Linked DNA regions of Homo sapiens: regions 1, 3, 4, 5 and 6 are each linked to region 2. The links are chromatin loops, found by intact Hi-C in ENCODE. Cell type or tissue: IMR-90. All regions are shown on one strand. Region 1 has its middle 2.3 kb from the start of TRV-CAC2-1. Region 2 holds the start of ZNF184 (zinc finger protein 184). Region 3 holds the start of TRQ-CTG5-1 (tRNA-Gln (anticodon CTG) 5-1). Region 4 holds the start of TRI-AAT2-1 (tRNA-Ile (anticodon AAT) 2-1). Region 5 holds the start of TRT-AGT6-1 (tRNA-Thr (anticodon AGT) 6-1). Region 6 holds the start of TRL-CAA1-2 (tRNA-Leu (anticodon CAA) 1-2).

The links. Hi-C counts contacts between places; a loop is a spot of excess contacts. Peaks named below come from ENCODE experiments on the same cell type or tissue, not always from the same donor. Only the 100,000 strongest peaks of a DNase experiment are listed, where the experiment ranks them.
Region 1: it touches region 2 in a loop (3-fold over the local background); 11 of 110 quality-filtered maps call a loop at or near these places.
Region 3: it touches region 2 in a loop (6-fold over the local background); 11 of 110 quality-filtered maps call a loop at or near these places.
Region 4: it touches region 2 in a loop (2.6-fold over the local background); 23 of 110 quality-filtered maps call a loop at or near these places.
Region 5: it touches region 2 in a loop (2.8-fold over the local background); 41 of 110 quality-filtered maps call a loop at or near these places.
Region 6: a loop joins it to region 2, with 5 times the contacts of the local background. A loop is called at or near these places in 8 of 110 quality-filtered maps.

What each region holds. Positions count from the first base shown.
Region 1 is chr6:27,280,622-27,284,621 of GRCh38, reverse strand. It overlaps the pseudogene TRI-AAT10-1. Among named protein-coding and RNA genes, the nearest start is that of TRV-CAC2-1, 2.3 kb to the right of the region's middle. In IMR-90, no CTCF peak of the experiment used is centred here; no DNase peak of the experiment used is centred here; H3K4me3 peaks cover 420 bases; H3K27me3 peaks cover 2,001 bases.
Region 2 is chr6:27,470,757-27,474,756 of GRCh38, reverse strand. ZNF184 (zinc finger protein 184) reads left to right here and starts at 1,652. Exons shown (of 6, transcript NM_001318891.2): 1 at 1,652-2,028; 2 at 2,324-2,469. The coding sequence starts at 2,463. It overlaps LOC105375001 (a long non-coding RNA gene), which reads right to left and starts at 1,633. Exons shown (of 2, transcript XR_926664.4): 1 at 1,448-1,633. RefSeq lists enhancers at 1,641-1,800, 1,861-1,960, 1,981-2,070, 2,401-2,530. In IMR-90, no CTCF peak of the experiment used is centred here; DNase peaks (open chromatin) are centred at 1,606 and 2,316; H3K4me3 peaks cover 2,270 bases; H3K27ac peaks cover 1,503 bases.
Region 3 is chr6:27,293,851-27,297,850 of GRCh38, reverse strand. TRQ-CTG5-1 (tRNA-Gln (anticodon CTG) 5-1) reads right to left here and starts at 2,418; the gene lies at 2,347-2,418. It also overlaps the pseudogene TRS-ACT1-1. In IMR-90, no CTCF peak of the experiment used is centred here; DNase peaks (open chromatin) are centred at 2,350 and 3,900; H3K4me3 peaks cover 1,961 bases.
Region 4 is chr6:27,685,599-27,689,598 of GRCh38, reverse strand. TRI-AAT2-1 (tRNA-Ile (anticodon AAT) 2-1) reads right to left here and starts at 1,411; the gene lies at 1,338-1,411. RefSeq lists a silencer at 1,165-1,444, an enhancer at 1,605-1,684 and a cis regulatory region at 937-2,325. In IMR-90, a CTCF peak has its summit at 1,985; DNase peaks (open chromatin) are centred at 1,278 and 1,968; H3K4me3 peaks cover 1,284 bases.
Region 5 is chr6:27,159,737-27,163,736 of GRCh38, reverse strand. It overlaps TRT-AGT6-1 (tRNA-Thr (anticodon AGT) 6-1), which reads right to left and starts at 1,466; the gene lies at 1,393-1,466. In IMR-90, a CTCF peak has its summit at 1,692 (motif pointing left); a DNase peak (open chromatin) is centred at 1,326.
Region 6 is chr6:28,938,336-28,942,335 of GRCh38, reverse strand. TRL-CAA1-2 (tRNA-Leu (anticodon CAA) 1-2) reads right to left here and starts at 1,283; the gene lies at 1,179-1,283. TRQ-CTG1-3 (tRNA-Gln (anticodon CTG) 1-3) reads left to right here and starts at 664; the gene lies at 664-735. RefSeq lists enhancers at 368-937, 1,509-2,078. In IMR-90, a CTCF peak has its summit at 2,296 (motif pointing right); DNase peaks (open chromatin) are centred at 695, 955 and 1,285; H3K4me3 peaks cover 2,536 bases; H3K27ac peaks cover 818 bases.

The DNA.
Region 1 (4,000 bases), 190 kb after region 2:
ACAGAAGCCTAGTATCAGACTTCTGAGCAGTAATATAAAAAATTAGATCAGCATTAAAAAATAAAAATAAAGTGTGAACCAAGAATTACATAACAAGCCAAGCTAATCTTCAAGAATCAAGATTATGGAAAATAACTAGGGAGGCTGAGGCAGGAGAATCGGTTGAGCTCAGGAGGCGGAAGTTGCCGTGAGCCCAGTTGTGCGATTGCACTCCAGCCTGGGCATCAAGAGAGAGACTCCGTCTCAAAAAAAAAAAAAAAAAAGATAGGACGACAACTAAACAATATCCTTTTTTCAAATTAAGGTATTAAGTGTTACTTAATACCCCCTCTAGCAGGTGGAATTATCTTGATGACTGCTTGGGTTCAGCGGTGACGATCTACAGTTTGTATTCAGACATATTTGTTGCGTTCACAGCGTTCACAGATGATTGATATAAATGATGAAAAGCTAACACCCACTGTGGCCCGTTCGGGGATCCAACCCGCAACCTTGACATTATTAGCACCACGCTCTAACCAATTAAGTTAACCGGCCACGACGCGAAGTTCACTTCCCTCTTAACAAGATATAAAAAAATAAACGATTTTTTCCCTCTTCAACTTTTTTTTTTGAGACGGAATTTCGCTCTTGTTGCCCAGGCTGGAGTGCAATGGCGCGATCTCGGCTCACCGCAACCTCCGCCTCCCGGGTTCAAGCGATTCTCCTGCCTCAGCCTCCCGAGTAGTTGAAATTACAGGCATGCGCCACTATACCCGGCTAATTTTGTATTTTTAGTAGAGACGGTTTCTTCTTGTTGGTCAGGATAGTCTACGAACTCCCAACCTCGGGTGATCCGCCCGCCTTGGCCTTCCAAATTGCTGGGATTATAGGCGTGAGCCACCGCGCCCGGCCTCAAGCAATTTTCTCATTCGAGTTCAAAATGGATCATAAAGCAGCGAAGACAACTCGCAATATCAACAATGCACTTTGGCCCAGGAACTGCTAATGAACGTACAGTGCAGTGGTGGTTCCAGAAGTTTTGCAAAGGTGAGAAGAGCCTTGAAGATGAAGAGTTGTAGTGGCGGGCCATGGGAAGTTGACAAGACTAATTGAGAGCAATCAGCGAAGCTGATTCTCTTACAACTACGAGAGAAGTTGCCAAATAATTCAACGTCGACCATTTTACCGTGCGGCATTTGAAGCAAATTGGAAAGATGAAAAACCTTGGTAAATGGGTACCTCATGAGCTGAGCGAAAAAAAAAAAGGGCCGTTCTGAAGTGTCTTCTTCCTTTATCCTACGCAACAAGGAACCATTTCTCCATCGGATTGTGACGTGCGATGAAAAGTGGATTTTATACGACAACTGGCGACGACTAGTTCAGTGGTTGGATCGAGAAGAAGCTCCAAAGCACTTCCCAAAGCCAAACTTGTACCAAAAAAAGGTCATATTCGCTGTTTGGTGGTCTGCTGCTTGTCTGATTCACTGTAGCTTTCCGAATACCCGTGAAACCATTACATCTGAGAAGTATGCTCAGCAACTCAATGAGATACATCGAAAACTGCAATGCCTGCAGCCAGCATTGGTTAACAGGAAGGGCCCAATTCTTCACAACAACGTTGACTCGACTGCACGTCGCACAAATAACGCTTCTGAAGTTGAGCGAATTGGGCTACGAAGATTTTCCTAATCCATCATATTCATCTGACCTCTCACCAATCGACTACCACTTCTTCAAACATCTCCACAACTTTTTGCAGGTAAAACGCTTCCACAACGAGGGGATGCAAGCATTTTCTGTCCAATCCCGAAGCACAGATTTTTACCCTCCAGGAATAAACAAACTTATTTCTTGTTGGCAAAAATGTGTTGATTGTAATGGTTCCTATTTTGATTAATAAAGATGTGTTTGAGCCTAGTTATAATGATTTAAAAATTCATGGTCCGAAACTGCAACTACTTTTGCACCAACCTAAATGTTAATTTTAACGAATTGAAAGTATGAAGGAAGAAACACACTGTGGATAAAAATATACTAAAAAGAAAAACATATTAAAAGTTATTAGGTTTGAGTATATCCAAAGAATCCTCCTTTCATTCTGCTATGGATTGCTGCACAGAAGAGAAAGTTTTTTGGGGTGTACTGGTTAGCACATCTGCCTACAAGAAAGGGGTCTCAGATTTGAAACTGATTAAAGCCATAGCTTTTCCAAAAAGATTTCTCACTTTATCGAGAAATACAAATATTCACATTCTCTAAATGCCAAAGTCTTCCCGTTCTCTCTGTTGTTCCAAACTTAAATATGAAAAGTTTTCCCAGTTCTTCTGGAAAAAGGACTCTGCCAGATTGGGTCTAGGCCATTTTGTCATTTAGGCAAAAGGTGCTGTTAAGTCTACATATTACCATTATACACACACACACACACACACACACACACACACACTCTGTGATCCTTCTCTGAAAACACTTATATGTTTTGAGGTGTTAATTTTGCCCACTTTGAAAACTAAAATAGGTAAACAATTTGTCAAAAGATAACATGTGTGTTTTAAATTTATATGGTTAATAAATCAGTTCCTACATTCCAACATTTAATGTCAATTATGATTTATGGAGTAACTTTATTAAATTTGTGCCTCCTTTCACCTTTACTGTTTGTTTTTGCACACTTTTAACTGCTGCATGATTTATCACACATTTTGGCCAAGATTCTTCCCCTTAGTGAGTTATGTCTTTATTCACAGTAGGAGGAAAACGTGATTCTACAGAAAAATGTATTTTCATGTATTTTATGATATTAAAATAATAGAGTGACATTAAATTTTAATTAAATAATATTTTATAATGTGACATATTATAAATTATTATAATAATAAATAATATAAGTAATAAATAATATTTAATATTAAATATTATTTTTAATAAATAATAAATAAATAATGAATAATTATGACATTAAAAATAATAGAGTACTCATTACTAATCCATGCACACATCAGTACACAATATAAATATATAAGAAAATACAATGAAACTGAAACTATGGTAGATTAACAGACTGCAAAAATTAGTGATGAGCTCACAAGTACACCAATAAAAATGTACACACCCATGATAAATTGGAAATGATACTTCCAAGGCACAGGGAAGCTAAACGCATTTCTCTATCCATTCATCCATTGGTGAACACAAGAATTCCATATCTTGGCTGGGCGCCGTTGCTCACGCCTGCAATCCCAGCACTTTGGGAGGCCGAGGAGAGCCCAGAAGTTCAAGACCAGCCTGGGCAACATGGTGAAAACGCGCCCCTACTAAAAATACAAAAAAAAAAAAAAATCAGCGGGGTATATTGGCATAGGCTTGTAATCCCAGCTACTCGGGAGACTGAGGCACAAGAATCGTTTGAGCCCGGGAGACAGAGGTTGCAGTGAGTCAAAATCGCACCCTGGGCGACAGAGAGAGATTCTGTGCCACCAAAAAAAAAAAAAAAGAAGAATTCCATATCTTGGTGGTATGCAGATAATCTCTTGGACATACTGATTTCACTTCCTTTAGCTATATACCCACTAGAGAGTTTGCTGGATCATATGGTATCTCTATTTTTAATTTTTTGAGGAACCACAATACTGTTTTCCATAATAAATGTTATTAGTTCTTTAAATAGTTGGTAGAATTCACTAGAGACGCTACAGGTCCTGGGCTTTTCTTTGATGGGAGATGTTTTTATTGCTGATTCAATTTCCTTATCTACTATTGGTATGTTCATATTTTCTGTGTCTTCATGATTCAGGCTTGGTAGGTTGTGTATGTCTAGGAATTTTTTTTTCATTTTTCCCAGTCCTTATCCTGCCTGGCAGACAACTGGACACACTCGACTCCCGGGCCCTCAGTTTCTTCCCTTCGAGCACCGCCCAGCACAAAGAGCGGGCCGTTTCCAGGGTTCAATCCGCTGCCTCCCGGCTATTTTCTTGTGGTAATTTTCTGCCTCCCAAGAGATGGAGATCACAGAGCCTTCTGC
Region 2 (4,000 bases):
TATTTTCCATCTGCATATCTTCTTTGGTGACATCTGTTAGGGTCTTTGGCCTATTTTTTTAATCGGTTTGTCTCCTTATTGTTGAGTTTTAAGAGTTCTTATATATTTTGGATATCAGTTCTTTATCAGATATGTACTTTGCAAGTATTTTCTCCCAGTCTGTGACTTGTCTTTTCATTCTCTTGAACATTTTTTTTTAAACCAATGTTCTCTTCATGGCAATATATGCATTCTCTAAGATGACCGAAGCTTTCTCTATCATGTTCCCTTGACTGTAATTGTTTTTCATACACTCTGTTAGGATTTCCAGGTTTAATGTTTGTCAGCCAACAGTCTGAGAGACTTGACCTTGGCCCCTTATCCAAATGCTGGGGATGCACGCCAGCATAATAAAATGCAAGTGCCATGTCTTAAATATAAAAACCTACCGATTTGTTGGATTCTTTTTTTCTGCCAAGGACACAGTGACAGACTGGCCATGGGCTACACTTGCAGCTATGTGCTCGCTGACACAGGCATATAAAATGCTTTACTAAGTGGCAAAACATGGGAATATTATCTCCGGGTTTCCTTAAGCATTAGAAAAACATGTTGGGGCCGGGCGCAGTGGCTCACGCCTGCAATCCCAGCACTTTGGGAGGCCGAGGCGGGCGGATCACTTGAGGTCAGGAGTTCGAGACCAGCCTGGCCAACATGGTGACCCCCTCGTCTCTACTAAAAATACAAAAATTAGCCGGGGATGGTGGTGCATGCCTGTAATCCCAGCTACTCGGGAGGCTGAGGCAGGAGAATCGCTTGAACCCGGGAGGTGGAGGTTGCAGCGAGCCGAGATCGCGCCATTGCACTCCAGCCTGAGCAACAGAGCTAGATTCCGTCTCAAAAAAAAAAAAAAAAAAAAAAAAGTTGGTCGCCACTCATTTGAGAGTCGTGAAAACAATTTTAATGGGTAACTACCAGTATTTTCAAAACGACAAAAGAGTAGAACAGAAAATAGAAGGTAGAACATGTAATAAAGGTAACGATTGTTTGCGTTTTAAAACTGTGTGTAGACGTGTATTTCTTTTTTTTCTTTTCTTTCTTTCTTTTTTTTTTTTTTGTTGTTTTGTTTTTTTGAGACGGAGTCTCGCTCTGCCGCCCAGGCTGGAGTGCAGTGGCGCGATCTCGGCTGACTGCAACCTCTTCCTCCCGGGTTCAAGCGATTCTTCTGCCTCTGCCTCCTGAGTAGCTACAGGCGCGCGCCACCACGCCCGGCTAATTTTTGTATTTTTAGTAGAGACGGGGTGTCACCATATTGGCCAGGCTGAGTCTCGAACTCCTGACCTAGTGATCCACCCACCTCGGCCTCCCAAAGTGCTCAGATTACAGACGTGAGCCACTGCGCTCGGTCAGTAGACGTGCATTTCTTATAATCAGTTCAGTCAGACAAGTTTACAATGCACACGCATACCTGAAACAGGAGCAAAAGACTGGCGGCGAAAATGTGCGGCCCATCGCAGGGCGAAAGTACACGTTAGCTAAAGCCTCTGGGAAATGAAGTTCAGGAACACCTTCGCGGAGTGTTCTGGGAACGCTGGTCCAGTGTGCCCGCCCGGCGCCGGCGTGCGGGGCGGGGCTCGCTCGTAACGACCGGAAGTGACCGTTGAAGCCGGTTGTAGGCGTGGAAAGAGGTTGGCGCGCTGGAAGTCCAGTTGCTTCGGCTCCCTGCGTTAGGTCTGGTGGCGGTCAATGCGCTTCCGGACCCGGGATCAGAGTGTGTGGATCGCTATAGGGGGAGGGGAGCTCAGGTATCACCATGGCAACAGCCAGCCCTCCGGACTCGTGACGTCACCCTTCTGATTTCGCGCTTAGAGGCCTCTGCAGGAGAAAGCTGGGGAGTCCTCGAAGGGGGCGCACCTCGCCTCCTTCTGTGCGGGGCGGTCCCGCCCTGATCCCTTGGAGGGCTTTGTTCTTTTGTTCTGGCCTAAGGGGAAGTCGGGTGCCGGGCCCCGCCCTGTTTGTCCACCTTCCAGCTTTAACGCTCTGCAACAGGTGTGTCTTCGTGTTATCCGAGCTCGCAGGGGTGTGAGTCACAAGTGTGCACAGAGGGAACACACCAGGTCTGTGGATGCCCCGGCCAGATTCTAGGGTGGGCACCAAGGGTTTTTTGGATCTGAAGCAGAACCCGCGTACCCGATCTCCACTCTGTTTTGTTCATCGGAGTGCCACACACCTCTCTAGTGCTCTCTTGGGGCACTTCTCTTGTGTAGCACCTCTTGGTCACTTTGCAAGACTCTGATGTGTGATTGTGTGACGTATGCTGCTGACGCCATCCTGTGTCTTTTAGGGTAGACAACCTCAGCGTGTTGCAGATTCCCTGCAAGGGGAGTTAGACATCTGAGTCCTAGACCGAGATACCAGCTGAAGGAACGCTGCCTGGCGAACCCTGGTGTTCAAGTTCCAGAGGAACGGGATGAGCTCCTGAGATGGAAGGTAGTGGGGTCGACTTGGGGGAGAGCGGGGTGATGGAGGCTTGAGAACAGTCATGACTGGAGTATCAAATACTTGAGATCAGAGCAGGAGATTTGGAAGGAAGGAACGGTATGCTTAGGGATTAGCAAAGAAACCGAATTACATTGTAGGGAGAGATTCTGTTTTATAGAGAGATACTTGGGAGAGGAGTTTATTTTTTTCTTTCGTTCCATTGGGGAATGAAAAGACATAATCATTCAGAATATCTGTGATCCCCACATGACTTCTGAATATTAAATATTAAAATTATAATCTTGAAGTCAGAAGACATCTTGGCAATTATCCCTTCAATGAAAGAGTCAGTTTTGAAATCTCCTTGGCAGACGGCTGTCTGTCAACCCTATGCCCGAACTAGTGTGGCATTAAACTCGCCATTTTGGGTGCAGACTATTCCCTTGTTGGCTTTCTTTTTTAGTTTCTTATATTAAACAGATGTACTTGTCCCTGTAACTTTTGTGTTGATCTTAGTTCTTAGTCCTCCAAAGAAAAGGAAACTGTCTGTTCTTTCTTTCACACTGCTGCCCTTAAGATATGTGAATTCAGCTGTTACAACTCCTCCTCATAAATTCTTTTCTAAGCAATATAGCCTCACTTCTTTTGATTGGTCTATGTGATGTATCTAGACCTTTCTCTGAAAACTCTCCTGCTTGTCAGCATTTTTCTTAAAATGCAGTGCCTAATGGTAAACATAGCTCTTTGGATGTGCTTTGAAAAGTACCTGAGAGGATAATGTACTACTTCCTTTGACTCGGATTATACTTCCGCTGTTTGGCATTAGATCACATTTGCTTTAAAAACTATCAGTGATGTACTGTAAACTTTAGATCTTTTTTACATAAACTGCAGTGATCTAGATTTACACCATTTTTGTGTAATGGAATTATTATTATCCTTAATGTCATGACTTACATTTATGACTGTTCAATTTTTTGGTCACATGTTTTAGGCTTTCAGAATGATTATGAATCCTAATTTAGTTATTCAGTGCCTTAACTGTCCTTTCTAACTTAATGCCACTAGCGGATTTGATGAATATTCCTTCTATTTCTTCCTACCTGTCATTGAACAGATCAGGGTAAGGATAGAGGCTTATGACATGTCCCTATGGAGTTCTCTCTGCATTGGTGTTGTCTTTACATTCTTTAGGTATGGCTGTGCAATCAAGTTTGGTTTGACCTAACTATTATCATGCAGTCCTTTTTTTGCCTTTGTTAAAGATAATATCATTAGAAGTCTTAACATTATTCATATTAGTCATGTGAATAATGTAGGTTTGGTCCATACTTTTCTTCAATTTTTTGTACTTCAAGTCTTTTTTACAGTGGATTTTTTTATATATATATTCTAAGTTTCTCAGAATTAAATCAGCCAAAGTAGTTTCATTAAAAGCCTTTGTATTTTCTTTATTTTGTGGATTTCTCACAATTTTATCATTAGGATTAACTTTACTGAGCCTCTGTTCCTTGTAATCATAACTTTTGTAGCACATACT
Region 3 (4,000 bases), 180 kb after region 2:
TCTTTCCACCTTCATATGGAGAACCTTTTACAGTTTAATGATCGTGCCCAGCGCCCGTGTGTCCAGTCTTGAGTGTCATCGTTCCTCCGTATCCATTCTAGCTTTCCAACTACAGTGAATTTTTTTTCTCCCCAAGCTCCATGCTCTCCTTCTCATTTTCCACCCTCAGCACTCTTTTAACTCTTCTCTTTGCCCTCACTTCACCTGCCTTAGTTCATTACTCATTCCTCAGATCTCATGTTAGGCCTTACAGTCCTTCTTACTGAAGGCTAAGCAGCTGAAAATTGAGGCGGCGGGGTGGGGTGGGGGGAATCCTTTTTCTGCTGCCAATGTATTTCTTTTCTGTTTCTGCCACAGAATTTTATCCCAATATTATGTATTTTTATGCTTAAAAACGCTATCATAACTGACAGCAACGGAAAATACTTATATAAATTGAAACCTCTAATTTTTTTTTTATGTCCATTGACCATAAATCCCCAAGAGTTTCACCGTTTTTCTTCTGGTTTGAATTACCTTTACATTCAATGGTGGCACACAATAACAAACACAAATCAACGATTTTGGTAAGTAATTTAGAATACACGAAAAGTAGAGTTGCATTGGAAATGCATCTTTTAGTGAAATGGCTGTTAATATTTTTTTCTCCATCAATTCATTGTCCGCGGATAAATACTTCTTATAGCCGGAATAAGAAAGGTTCAGTGGAATTAACAACAAAAAGATCAGTAGATTGTGGTTTTGAATAAGTCCGAGCCTTCCAAAAGGTGTTTTTATGATTATTTAAGGTGCATTATTTAAAGTGGAATCTTCAACACATTCTCATTACGTTTATCTAAATTTAATAAATAAATTTTAGCAATAAATAAAAGTGATGGCGAGCAGGAGATTTGGGAGGACGTAAAATATATAACTTTACGGATATCCATATTTGTATTTGTATTCATATTTGATAAAAGTCCAAGAATTTTCCTACGAGTCTCAATAATTGTAAAAAAAAATGAAAACACTAACTTTCCATGGCCCAATATGTACGTTCCGTTTTGTTAAAAATGGAATGTTATTAGTCGGAAGTAAATGAGGAATTTGTCAGTTCCTTCATAAAATCGTGTAAAATACGCAATTGAGACACACATCTCTGTGTCTTGTTTACAGAAGACTTTGGAGACACCAGCATTTCCAGTTGTTCTGTCACGGTAAGATATTATCTAAAAGGCGAGAATGATTTGCAGGGGAAGATGGAAGTAGGGAGCATTCACATCCCATAGGGAGCTAGTGCGCGGTAGGGGAGACACATATGGGGAAATGTTTCTTTGTAGCCTCTAGGATCTCGTGGTCTCCGGCCCAGCAACCCTGTCGCTAAGCTTCTCGGCTGCACCGGGCGCTGGCTTCTCTGACATTCCTTAGCGCAAGAGCTTTTTCCTGTTCACATTCCCTGCCTTCTCTCCTCGCTCACAGCTTTCTTCTTTCGTCCCCGCCTCTCTCCAAAACCAAACCGCCCCAGCAATTTCCGGGTGACTGAACTTCTACAATCTGTCTAAGAGGGTCCGAGCTCTGAAACCCCTTCTTCAGGAGCTTGTCCATGCCCAGACGGAAATGCCAAGAAAGCCGAGTTGCTGAGCGCCCAGCAATGAGCTCAGGGAACCCTCACTAGGAAACGCTGCGGGAGGTTGGTGGCTGGGGAGATTGGCGGGGAGAGGGCGTAGAGTAAACTCTGTTATCCTGGGAAAGGGAGTCTTTTCAGCTCATTTCCCCCTCTTCTCTGTCCAAGTAAAACTTGCTTGTGCAAACTCGAAACAGCATCTATCTCTATTGACTATTGACTATCGCCAGTTGTATCTTTCCCGTCACCTGTTCTATCTGCCCAGCCCTCACAAGTTGAGCTTCTATCCCCTTGTGGTCTTGTCTGAGGACAGTTTTCTCTCGGCTTCGGCGACTGTCACCTCTCCCAGACCCATTTAGTGGGTAAGTCCTTTCCTCAGTTTCCATCCCAGCTTTTCTCTGTTCGTGACTATCACCAAATTTCCTTTCTCTCTTCTCACTAGCCTCCTATCTATTGTCTCCTCACTTGTTTGCAGATCTTTTCTGGAGACTTTGATTTGCAGTTCCAGCAGGACTCGAGCGACTGCCTCGTGCATTTCCTTTTGAGGCTTCTCTCTTTTTTCTCCAAAGAACAAATTGTGCGCAGCAAAAAGAAAGTTATTATTTGGTTGGCAGCTAAAGATACTCCGCTCAAGAGATGTGACGTGGAAATACCAGGAATAAAATTTGGTCGAGTGATTTGTATGAGCAACAGTATAGATTGTGGAGAGACGATGGGGATTTGACTGCAGAGGACTAAATCCAAGGTTCCACCGAGATTTGAACTCGGATTACCGGATTCAGAGTCCAGAGTGCTAACCATTACACCATGGAACCTGAAGCTGAACTAGCATTTCCTAAAGTCATAGGTGACCTATTTCTCCACTTTAGGTTCCTTCCCTCCGCCCCATAGTTTGGGTGATGGGTGCATTCTGCTTTTCCTCTTGGAGGATTAAGTCAAGAAGACGCTTACCTGCCACATGCCTACATTCAACACCTTTTACACCACAGTCTTAATGGAAAACGTTGACTTCCAACTGTCAGGAGTCCTCTAATCCTAAACCACTCCTTTCAAGTGCTTTAGGAGCTTGGCGCCCCGGGCCTCGGCCTCTATTTCATCAATGGTAGACAAGTGAGATTGTTAAACAAGACTGTGTGCCAGGTGCCAGGCACACAGTATGCCAGGTTACCGTGTGCCAGTTTTTGTGACAAGTGTTTTCTATTGTTACCTTACCTGTGAGGCTCACAACCACGCTGTGAGATGGGACCCATAATCTCTATTTTACAGGTGAGAAATTTGAGTCAGATACCTGAGATGCTTTACTCCTTTTCGTTATAGATCTAATTATTTTCTCAAAAATCGTTTTTACCAGGGTAACATGTAGCGTTTTTAAGGACACGTTATGGAAAGATTTTACCGAAGTCACAGGGGAGCCACTTTGCTGTTTACAGAAAGCTGAAATAAATGCACTTGAACTACTGGGTTAGAGGAAGATCCCAGCAACCCTAGGATAGCAACTCAGGGAAAGAAGGGGAAGGGTAGACAAAGGTCCCTCTGGAGTTTCCCAGGACAGTGCATAGCTCCCCTGGTCCTTCCACTGCCCTTCACCAATGAGAAATATGTGCAGGGTAAACTTCCAAACGGACACAAAGAAAACTCCCTGCTTCTCCCTCGCATATCCCTTTGTGACACACACAGGAGCCCATGTGAAAACACAAACACAGACACACACACACACACACACACACACACAGAATCGGTTTCTGTGAACAAAACAAAACAAAAAGTCTGTGTTCCTTGTTTAAAGTGATAGCTTCCTCACAGGACAATGTCGTCTGTCAGTTAAATTCGAAAGGGTTTTCAGAGACACATATCCACAACCTTCTAAGGATTTATTCTCTTTATCTTGTGTCTCTACAATTTGAGAAAGAAGGTAGGTTTCAGGACTAATTTGGAAGGAAAATCTGAAATCAAATAAGCTTTATTTTTTTAAAAAAAATGCCAGTTATTTTTCCACTCCTTGAACTCTTCCCCGCCCCCCCCCCCTTTCATTAAGCAGGCTCCCAGTCTTGGAGGTCTCTGCTCTGAACAGCTTTCTGTCCCCAACCCTTATTCCTGGAGGAAACAGAAAGAACATTTAAAAAAAGAAGAAGAAGAAGAAGAAGATTATTACCTGGGGAGATGTAGCATTTCAGATGATTCGGAAACGAACTTAGGTTCTAGGTTCGTTAAGAAATGGGGACGGTTAATTTGAATCATCTTAGAGCATGAAAACCAAATTTCTCGAGGGGGGAAAAAGCCAAAGGCCCGTACGGGGATCGAAACCTCGACCCTGGCATTAGTAGCAGCACGCTCTAACCAACTGAGCTAACCGGCCGACCGCAAATCTGTGCTTTTGTTATTCATCTCACCCGCATC
Region 4 (4,000 bases), 210 kb before region 2:
CGGTTAATTTTTGTATTTTTAGTAGAGACAGGGTTTCACCATGTTGGCTGGATGGTCTTTATCTCCTGACCTCGTGATCCACCCGCCTAGGCCTCCCAAATAAGCTCTGCTTTTAACAGTGTACAAAGTTGAAAAGTGCAATTTAAAACATCTAAGATACATTAAGAAAAAGTGTAAATGCAGAACAACGAGTAAATAACTAAGCTCTCTTTTGTGTGAAAAAGAAGAAAAAATAATCAATATAAATGCAGTATTTAAATAAAGAAACCCAGTAGGGATATATGAGAAATTAAGGACAGAGTTTACCTATAGTAGGTGGTGGTGAGAATTGAGCTGATGAAGAATAAAAATGGAAGGAAAGGCCAGGCAGCGTGGCTCACGCCTGTAATCCCAGCACTTTGTGAGGCCGAGGTGGGTGGATCGCCTGAGCTTAGGAGTTCGAGACCAGTCTGGCCAACATGGCGAAACCCCGTCTCTACTAAAAATACAAAAATTAGCCAGACATGGTGCTGCACGCCTATAATCCCAGCTACTCGGGAGGCTGAGGCAGGAGAATAGCTTGAACCTGGGAGACAGGGGCTGCAGTGAGCCAAGATCGGCCCACTGCACTCCAGCCTGGGCTACAGAGCAAGACTCTGTCTCAAAAAAAAAAAAAAAAAAAAAAAAAAAAAAAAGAAAGAAAGAAAAGAGAACTTTTTACTATATCTTTTTAAATTGTCTTTAAAATGTTTCTTTGTATAATAATAAGGTGTTATTTATTTTTTAAAAAACTCTTAAATTAGAAAAATATTTTTAAAGGTATGTATCCTGTTCACATTGGAATAAGCGTTCAGAGTATATAAAACAAAGATCTTTGTCATTGTTATCGTTGAAGTTTTTGAAAATTTTTCTTTCTCACTTTATAATCTTGTTTTCTCTTAGACTGAAATGAAGAAAACGGAATGACCCAGCATGAGTGATACAAACGGTGGGTGGTTTTACATGCGTTTTTTTTTTTTTTTTTGGAAGTAATCAAATAATTCAGTATTTTACTCCAAGAAAATTTCCCCGGGGCAGAGGAGGACAAAAATCACAAAAGCCTCCAACCGTAACGTACCTCTGTCACTGTAAGGTGCCTATAGCCCCTTTGTTTTACGGGTAGGATGTGGGTATGCCTTGGAGGCAGCGGAAAGAAACGTCCCCGTTCAAATTAACCGCTGTCGAGTAAGCGAGGGCGCACCAAATTCACAGATCCGTTTTCTCGGGGCAAAGTTAAGCCTGGAGAAACACACAGGTACACGTTTAGATCGATGTCTGGGTTACTATCCATTCTGGTGATAAAAGCCACAGAGAATACTTGGCCAGTACGGGGATCGAACCCGCGACCTTGGCGTTATTAGCACCACGCTCTAACCAACTGAGCTAACCGGCCGGATGACAGGATGCCTTACTTCCACATTATAAGCTACTATCAAACGGCATGCTTTGTGGAAATTTATCTTCGAATAGATAATCACATTCATTCTGTTTCCCAGTTTTCCTTCACCCGGGCTGGGAGTGGCGGAGCTCCACATTGAACACCAAAGAACCCTGCTTCTTACGGGGAAACAGTTTTTCTTAACCTGCTAATTCTGATCCGAGAAGATTCAAGTCAACGTTTCCAATCGGGGCTTCCTTCCTCCTGCCTGGGGCGAATCCGAAGTTGCATCCAAGCTTGAGATCTCGGCCAGCGGATCGGGGAACCGTTGGACCACGGAGCTGTCTCAAGGATGAAAGGACGCGGCTCCCGAGTGATGGTTGCAGAGTCCTCTCTGTTCTTGGAGACCCTTCCAGACAGGTCGGCTCTTCTCGAAGCCTTCGGGATCCGGAAACTGCACCCTCTCCCCGCCTAGCCTCGGGTGGTTCCTCTGTCACTACGACCCTGAAGTCTCAGCGGCGCTTCCCAGGCCTGTGGCTCCGGGCTCAAGAAAGTCACACACTTGCCGCTGCAGTTCCCGTCCCAGGACAGCTAGTGGCGCTCGGGCGCGGACTGCGGTTCGCTGAGACAAAAGGACGGTGGGGACAGCCTCTCTTGAGCATCTGCCCTCACCTCCTCCCTGGACAGAACCAAACCCCCAAAACAATAATAGGGATTACGGAGCCAGCGTGTTTACGAAGTAAGGGCCATTATTTGCGGGGGAGAGAAATCCTATGATCTGAAAAGGGAGGAGGAGGCGAGGCCCGGATTCGACAACTCAGAGGAAGCAGGCGTGAAACATTTGCCCCTGAGAGGTGCCCCGCTTCCAGACGGAGCCTGATGCTCTTGCTGGCAGGTGACAACCCAGGAAGGGGCCACTGGAGCAGCTAATTCATGATTTACTGTCTGTTTTTTGACAAGTTTCTACTTTCCCCCTCTTCCTACCACGACTGTTTCTGTTAGTTAAGGGTAGTAATATTTTCAAAAGTTAATTGGCCTATGTACATTTTAAATGCCCTCCTTATGCCCTCCCCCTCTATTTAGACGTATATGCATACACTTATTTATATATATAAATTGTAAAGTCTTATCTTGGATATGCACTATTAGTATATGTGTTTAATGCTTTATATTCATGTCTTCGCCTTAGAAATGAGAATCATATCCTTTGACTAGACAAATTTGCCATTTATTTTCTAACTTTACATTTCAACTCTTTGAATATGAAAAATTAAAATTAGTTTAACATCATAAATAATAAATCACATTTTCGTGTCCTTCAGCTCCTTTCACTAAAGTTGCACTTTTTTTTTTTTTTTTTTTTTTTTTTTTGAGACGGAGTCTCGCTCTGTCGCCCAGGCTGAAGTGCGGTGGTGCGATCTTGGCCCACTGCAAGCTCCGCCTCCCAGGTTCACGCCATTCTCCTGCCTCAGCCTCCGGAGTAGCTGGGACTACAGGCGCCCGCCACCATGCCCGGCTAATTTTTTGTATTTTTAGTACAGACTGGGTTTCACCGTGTTTGTCAGGATGGTTTCGATTTCCTGACCTCGTGATCCACCCTTCTCGGCCTCCCAAAGTGCTGGGATTACAGGCGTGAGCCACCGTGCCCGGCCCTATTTTATTTTTGTTTATTTAATTAATTTATTTTTTGACAGAGTGTCGCTCTGTTGCCCAGGCTAGATTGCAGTGGTGTGATCTTGGCTCACTGCAAACTCCGCCTCCCGGGTCAAGCGATTTTCGTTCCTCAGCCTCCCGAGTAGCTAGGATTACAAGTGCGAGCCGCCACGCCAGGCTAATTTTTGTATTTTTAGTAGAGACAGTGTTTCATGTTGGCCAGGCTGGTCTTGAACTCCTGATCTCAAGTGATCCGCCCGCCTCGGCCTCCCAAAGTGCCGCGATTACAGGCGTGAGCCACCGTGCCCGGCCTGTACATCTTTTTAATCAACTAGTAGATGTCTTCGTTTGTTTTGTTCTGTAGTGAAAATGCTCAAAGTTTGTGGCACAGATTATTATTATCATTGTTGTTTTACTAGGACACTTGTTATGGTAAATGATTCCTGAAAGACTGGGCCACATTTAGACTTACTTTGACCTCAAGAGACCACCGTAGGCATCAGTCACTTGCTTTTTGTCATCGGTCAGTTCCCTAGGAAACAGACACTGAGATGGCGATTTGTGTGCGGGAAGTTCATTGGGGACGCTCTCAAAATCAGCATCTGTGAGAGGGTGAGGTGAGCAGGACTGAGAAAAGACAGAAGCTGAATTCAATACAGGCGCAACATACGTCCAGCCCATCTCACAGGTGTATATAAATCTGGAATGGTCCTTCACAAATGTCCTTAATTATAGTGGGGAGGCGGGAAGGGCAGACCTATATATTCCTCCATCAACAGTCATGGGATTTGAGCTGCTCCAGTGGTGGGGTGTGACTTGGAGCAAGTGACTTCCCTTCCACTGAAGGTAGGTTCCAGAGTCGGACCCAGACATGAGCCATCAGTAGTTAATATTCCTGTAGTTGAGGAATGAGTGCCACCACCTGGGCGTGGGGGGCCCGGGTGGTGAATC
Region 5 (4,000 bases), 310 kb after region 2:
CGGCTAATTTTTGTATTTTTAGTAGAGACGGAGTTTCACCATGTTGGTCAGGCTGGTCTTGAACTCCTGACCTTGTGATCCACCTGCCTCAGCCTCCCAAAGTGCTGGGATTACAGGCGTGAGCCACCGCACCGGACCTGAAGCTTCCTTTCAATGTGTAGGTTGAGTTTGGAGTAACTGACAGGTGTCAGGTAGTGAGAGTTTGGTATGTGATTTGTGTGTTCCACTTAATATTTCAGACACAGGTTGTTTAGGGCCACTTAACTGAAATGTACCTGAGAACATATTTGTTCCTCTCTGAGCTTTTAGTAAGCGTAGAGCAAGAATAACACTATGACATGTAATATATAAATCTTAAGATATTTTCAGCCTTCTTTGAATTTAGTTTGCAAGAAGGAGAGAATACTGTAGTATTCAAGTTTGTATTTTTATACTTAAACTTTGAAGACATAGCTTAATCAATTGTTTACAAATTTTTCAATAGCAGCATTCCAATTTTCAGGATCCTTTAAATATCAGTTTTCTTAGAAGTGAAGCTGAGGCTTGTGACAATCTCTTTTGCTCACATTCCTTTGAAAGTAGGTGGGAGAGAACTGCTATGAATAAAATGAGAAAGCAGAATTCAGATTTACTCTGAAGTATAAATGATTTCAGGCACAGTGCAGGACTACTTTTACAGCAGTGAAAAGACTATGACTCTGGTAGAACTCTGATAATAACATTTGAAATCTCTTTAGATAAAACTGAGAAGCCTAATGAGTAGGCCAGTGCTGTAGAGGGTACACTTTAGTTTATGAACTGCAATGCCACTTAAGATTCAGGAAAGTCTTCATTCATTTGTGATTTATTTCCTCGAGATATCATTGAGTCCCTAGATCCTAGATGCACAAATAAGACAATTCTTAGGGTCATACAAAACAGAAATGGTGAGAATATAAATTGCACTGTTGCTCTCTTGTTTTCAAAAATCAAAGTGAATCAGACTCCAAACAAAATGCCATGACTTATTAATTATTTGCCTGACACTGATAATCAAAATCTATCATGTAGCTGAAAATGATGGCTATCAAGGTTAAGAGGCTGGAGACTGAACGTCTACAACAGAATTTGAAATGTTACTCTCTACTATGTATTACAAGATTTTTTTTTTGTACAACTTGTATATCCCCAGTCTTACCTGTCATCAGCAAACCCATTGCTTTTTACCAACAGAAACTTTATTAATTTTTCCCTTCATCCCAACCCTTTCATATTGTGATGCAGTTACCTGCAAGGGACTCTCCATAATTGTGCTAATCGCTCAATACGGATTTCACAACCTATAAATTCCTTAATGCATTTTCAACATATGTATTTGCAACATACTATTGAAAATATAAAATTGAACACGTAAGGCCCCGCTGGGATTCGAACCCAGGATCTCCTGTTTACTAGACAGGCGCTTTGACCAGCTAAGCCACAGGGCCCCTGTTGGGCATATGTTCAGATATATCGTATTTATAACATTTTTGTAAAATGTATCAATTTGACAAAAGTGTACTTAATTTTGTGACAAAGAAAGCACATCTGTGTTTCTGAACCAGCAACAAAGCAGCAATTCCAACACTAAAAAAAATACTTTTCTTCAATGCAAGATTTCAGAATTTATTTCAAATTGAAATGAGTGAAATTTCTATTTCATGGTGACTATCTCCCCCTACAGGAAATATTGGATATCGCAACATATTTTAAATTTATTTCTCTGTTCGTGCATTCATTCTGTCCACAAATGTTGAGTCATTACTGCATTTCAGGTACTTTTCTAGGTATTGGAGAAAGAACATTGAATAAAACAGCAAAATTTTCTTCCATTATTGAATTTATGTTCTACAGGGAGATAAAACAACAACAAAAAACACCCCAAAACAAACTAACCAACTAAAAAAATCCAACAACAAACAAAAACACAAGTGATATGGAAACCAATCTCTTTACCGCTGGGTTATAGAACCCACGACACTACCTTCTGAGCTAATTCACTGCAATTGAGTAAAACCATTATGCTTCCTTCTATTTTATCTAATCTGGCACAAGAAAGTGAGCCTAGACGAGGACACAGTGATGTCGTGGAGATCTGTGGTCACCCTGCTTCCCACTTACCCAAACTAGGCACCTTGAGACCCTCTGTTTCAAAGACAGCTTTGGTCTCAACAGGAGATCTGCTGTTAGAAACAATGAGTTAGGTGTACACAGGGAGTTCTCCTGGATGGATATCTTTGCTTCTGTCATAGTCTTGTTCTGCTCATTTGCCTGCTGGGTTAAAATAGACTCAATTTCTAGACCCACATAGATTGTAAAACTGCGTGGATGATACAGAGAAGTAGAGAACAAAGTAGAGTACAATGTGATAGCCCTCACAGGATGCTGTGGGAACCTCTCACTTGGGCCTCACAGAGTTGCATGACCTTTTATCTCAGGTTCTTTGTCAGTTTAATGAATGCAGAAGGAGTCATGGAATGTTTAGCTGAATGCAGCTTAGCATGGGGAAAAGCAGATGAAACCAATATCCTGAAATATTTAAATAACTGCCTGGTGCTTTGCATATGCATTCATTAAGCATCCACAAAATGCAAGACCCTGGAAAGATGAGAAATTACTTAGGTTGAGGTTGAGTTTTTATTTTTTAACCAAGCCTGGTGTTGCTTCTGATTTATTTCCTGTGGGTCATGAACCTCTACTCACTACCTAGCTAATCACAAAGCCAGGTTATACCAATTTTTCAGCTTTATTGGCTGAGGTTTTTTGTGAAGCTTAGTTATGTATTCCCCGACTTCTGTTTCTCACTGACAGGTGTTTCATAAATCTTGGTATGTGTAAAACCCTGGAAGAAAAGCCCTTTGTTTCTCCTTTTGGAAATCTTTCCAAGATACAAGCAGACATTTCAACATAAAGTAGGTGCTGGAGTGGTGTGGCTACAGATAGATTGCTGCACCCTTGAGAGAAATTAACACTACGAAACCCCTGCTTAAAGTGTTTCATCCGGATTTCTGCTGACATTAGAAGGAAAGTTCTTTTCCTGATTCCCTGACTTTTGGGGCTATTCTTTCTAGAACCTACCTTTTCCCACAACATCTGTGTCTTCCCTAAACTTATGGCCTATCATAGCAAACATTTTGGCCAACATCCGCCTTATAAAAAGCCTTGCTCAGATCTTCAAATAAGCCTCAATACTGAGGACAGACAAAACCCTTCTTATTATTGTTAGAACTACCTTATCAGCATCAAAGAAGCACAGGATTGTAGTCAAGTTAAATAGATGCTGAGTCTGGTACCAGTCTTTGCAATATTACTACTGCATGAAGGCCTTCCACCACTTAAGTAGCAATGATATTTATTTATTTAGCTCCAAAAATGGCTTATTTTATTATTTTGTTTGTTTGTTTGTACCTTACTGAGCTAGTGCCATCATGCATTTACCACCCTTAAATCTTTAGAACAATCTTAGAAGGTGGTAACTTTCATTAATTTCCATGGAGAGATGAGAATGATAAAACATAGAAATATTAAAAAGTCATTTCAAGACCATGAATGCCATAGGTAGAGTAAAACAGTTTTCTTTCTGAAAATGTGGTTGGCAGACTGTGTAAGATACTTCCATACCAATATTAGTGCATTCATAAAATGCAAGCTTTTAATCTCACAATTCCCCTGTTTATACCAGATTTCTAGCAATGCTCACTCAAAGCTGCAAAACATTATTGTGAACCAGAGAACTTCACACCTCTAAGATAAACATGTGCTTTGCACTGAGTATCATATGGTACACGCCAAGCAAGCTCTCTACTTTTCGAGCAAATCATACAGCATGGGTTTTATTGAGCCCTATTACTCACTTGTCACTACAATTTTATTCTGTAATAGATCTAGGACCCTAGCTCTCTCACTAAGAGATAGCCTCTGAGTCAGAGTCCATAGATTTCTGCTACTCAGGCCAGTAAGATCTGAGAAAATGTGTTCTGGA
Region 6 (4,000 bases), 1.5 Mb before region 2:
AGGCAAAAAAGAAGTCTAAAGTCTCCCAAAAGTCTAAGCTGGGCTGTCCCACTGAGTATTCATTCATTCATTCATTCATTCATTCACTCATCCTTTCATTTATGCATTCATGCAACAAGCATTGGTTGAGCTTCTACAAAGTAGCAGACCGTGGGCTATCAAAGACTACTGAGACTCAGCCCTGCACTTAAGGCATTTTGGAGGAATGCGGGAGACAGATTTTAAAAATTTAAGCCCATGGTTACAACTGAGGGGCAGTGCCAAGATACTCGGAGGTTGTTCTAGAGGCATCTGTAGGTATCGTACAATGAATAAATAAGACTGTAGAAAGTAGATAGTATATTTTTTCTTTTCTCTCTTTTCTCCCTTTCAAACCGTGAGACTAAAATTCAATTCACCTTTTCGTGGGCTGGAAACGAAAGAAAATAAAAATCTCCAGGAATAACCATATTCCCAGATCAGTATACTGCCCTGCCCCGAAGGATGGAAAGAAATCTGGGAGAAAGGCGCGGTGGAAACAGTGTGTGAGCCCTACCCCTCCCATCCCTGCGTTTGGCCATCCAAAACAAAAAAACTGCCCCTGCAAAATTACTTTAAATCAATTAGTAAGTAGAAGACAAGAGAGACCCCAGGTGGATCGAGTATCCATTTTTTGTTAAGTAGGGTTCCATGGTGTAATGGTTAGCACTCTGGACTCTGAATCCAGCGATCCGAGTTCAAATCTCGGTGGAACCTTTCATTTCTCTCCTTTTGCCTTGTTTCCGATAACCTTGAGCGTGAACCTTGCTGCTTTCAATTTCAGTTTCATCACTTTTATTTTTGATGGTTTCTGGCCGTGAGGAAAAACATGTAATCTGCGGTCCCAATAACCTATGAGCTCAGGGCCAGTATGTAATGATGGAGTCTGTATACATGTCTTTCTATTCCTACCTAGTCTAGTTTCCTCCCAGTACGCCTCTGGGTGAGTGCTCATGTGGTAAATGAATGCGCCTTTTAACGAACTGACCAAAGCGGGGCAAAACGTGATTCACTACTAAACAGCGAACAAGACTGAAAAGCAAGGGGGCAGACCTCATTGAGAGTGTATCATTTTAGTTAGAATAAAAAAAGTTGAGGTAGAAAGAATGAAAACACAGAAATGGCTGAGAAAGTAGAGTAAAAGGAGAATAAGATAGTTGTGTCAGAAGTGGGATTCGAACCCACGCCTCCATTGGAGACCAGAATCCTCAACACGAGGAAGCCAAGCTTGAGTCTGGCGCCTTAGACCACTCGGCCATCCTGACACCTGGGACACTTACCATCGCAAATTAATATAATCTTCGATTGTAATGAATGCGTAACCAGCGTTAAGTCATTACTACGTTCGCGATTTAATGAAAGAAATGGAAAAGGAAATTCCTACAAGTGAACAAAACGTTCTATTTAAATGGAATCAGGAACCGTGACTCAGCTTGCGAGGCTCTCCTACCAATTCAGGCTAGAATTCAGCGTTTCTCGCCCTTCGCCCCCTTCTTACACTTCCCTGCACGCCCCGGGTACAGGGGCGCGAGCATCCTAACAACCCAGCCGCGACTCTGCCTTGAACAAGAAAGAACACATAGCATGACAAGAAAAAACACATATCCATGACAAGAAAGAACACATAGCACGGGGGCTGTTCCCGAGATGCTGCTTAGCAAACTAATCAAAGAGCTCAGCAGGGAAGAAATGAGCGAGGCAATGTAGACCTGAAGCGAAGCAGGAGAGTTAGCGGAGAGTGGGGGATGAGAGCGGTTCAGGGGTCTTGAACATGAAAAATGACTGTCGATGTGAGTAACAGGAGTTGACTTGGTCAGGAGTTGAAAGAGGGTGAAGTGCAGGGGTGCTAAACCAGAGTAGCATGAAGGAAGTGTCAGCACTGAGCCGAAATCCCCAGATCTCTTCCCTCACCACATTCCCAGAACTAGTCAAACAGGCTCATCTCCCCTCCCCCTACCTCTCCCAGGAGGTTGAAGGAGTATGTCAAGGGAAACTGGGATAAAGTTTTCCAGAGATAAAGAAAGACAGATGAGATATCCAAGTCAATTTACAAGGAAAAAATAAAAATTAAAACAACGACAAACACTGGTATTTGAGGATCTCCCAAAGAAATGGCTGGGTCTCCATAGAATCCCCAAAGACTCTGCAGTCTACAGGCTTGGAGCAGGTCCACAGAGCTTCCAGAATCAGGTGTTTAGTGCCTTACTTAAAATATGTACGACAACCAAGGATAATCAGGTGGTTGTGAAAATATTTCTACAATAAGACAAGGACGAATACAAACAGAAGGGGGCAGGAAGAACCTAAGAGGAAACAAATACAATGCAGGAAGTTGGATTTTTTAAAAATTATAATTAATCCTCGGGAAAGTAAGAGAAGATACTGCACTCATGAAACAAAAAGGAGGGGAGTTCTTAAAATTATTAATAATATTATGATGGCTGGATTTTTAAAAATTTCTTTTTTTTTTTTCTTGAGACGGGGTTTGGCGCTTGTTGCCCAGGCTGGAGTGCAATGATGCAATCTCGGCTCACCACAACCTCTGCCTTCCAGGTTCAAGAGATTCTTCTGCCTCCAGAGTAGCTGGGATTACAGGCATGCGCCACCACGCCCGGCTAATTTTATGTTTTTAGTTAAGACAGGGTTTCTCCATGTTGGTCTGACTGGTCTCGAACTCCCAACCTCAGGTGATCCGCCCGCCTCAGCCTCCCAAAGTGCTGGGATTACAGTTGTGAGCCACTGCGCCTGGCCTAAAATTTCAAAATAAGGTTGTAGAAATCTGGAAAGTTTGGGGTGAATGATGGAAAATAGCAAAGAATTGATAAGAAAATAAAATGGTGTATAATAGAAGATATGCCAACAAACTAACAGGGATTCTAGGAAAAGAGGAGAAAGTGGAATAAAGGAGATAAAGATGTAATATAAGATTATTTTTCAGAACCAAAGACCTTAAGTCTCCAGATTTAAAAGGCCCACCAACTACCCTGCATAGGGTGTGGCAAAGCCCCACAATAAAGCTTGTCATTGTGAAATATCAGATGAATAAAGTGAATATCCTAAATGTTTCCAGAAGGAAAACAAAACTAAAAGATTGCACAGAAAGGATTATGAATTAGAATGTCATCTTTTTTTCTCCACAGCAGCACCAACACCAAAAGCTGAAAGACAATGAGGCAATGCCTTCTAAATCATTTCAATAAAGGAAAATAGTTTCCACAACTAGATTTCTGAACCCAGCCAAACTATCAATCAAATGTGAATGGACATTTGCAGAACATTATCTCCCAAGTACCTTTTCTCAGAAAGCTTCTGGAGAATTGTCCACTAACTAGGGAATTAAACTAAGAAAAAGGAAATATGAAATCCGGTGACTGGGGACCTAACACAGAAGAAAGGTAAAGGAAAAAACTCCGGGGCAACTGCTGAGCTACCAGGCTAGAAGGCAATCAGTCTACGGTGGAATAGAAAAAAGAGGGCTAAACGAGGGTTGTTTCCAATGGGGGAAAATGGAACTGACATACTGCCTCATGCATTTGACGAGAAAATAGTGTCAGAAAGCTGGTTTTGAATTAGGAATAAATATTTAGAAAAGTAAGCAAAGAACAGGAGGCAATTATTAATCCCAGGAAGAACAAAAGGTTGTCAAAGAAGGTAATTATGGTATACCATGGAGCTCAGCTGTGAAAAATATTACAAAGTCATAATGATGAAAACCATAAATATTAATTTATTAATTTAACTAAAAATTATACATATGAGGCTGGGCACGGTGGCTCATGCCTATAATCCCAGCACTTTGGGACGCCGAGGCAGGCGGATTGCCTGAGGTCAGGAGTTCAAGACCACCCTGGCCAACATGGTGAAACCCTGTCTCTATTAAAAATACAAAAAAATAGATGGGCGTGGTGGCGGACCCCTGTATTCCCAAGCTGAGGCGCGAGAATCCCTTGAACCTGTGAGGCAGAGGTTGCAGTGAGCTGAG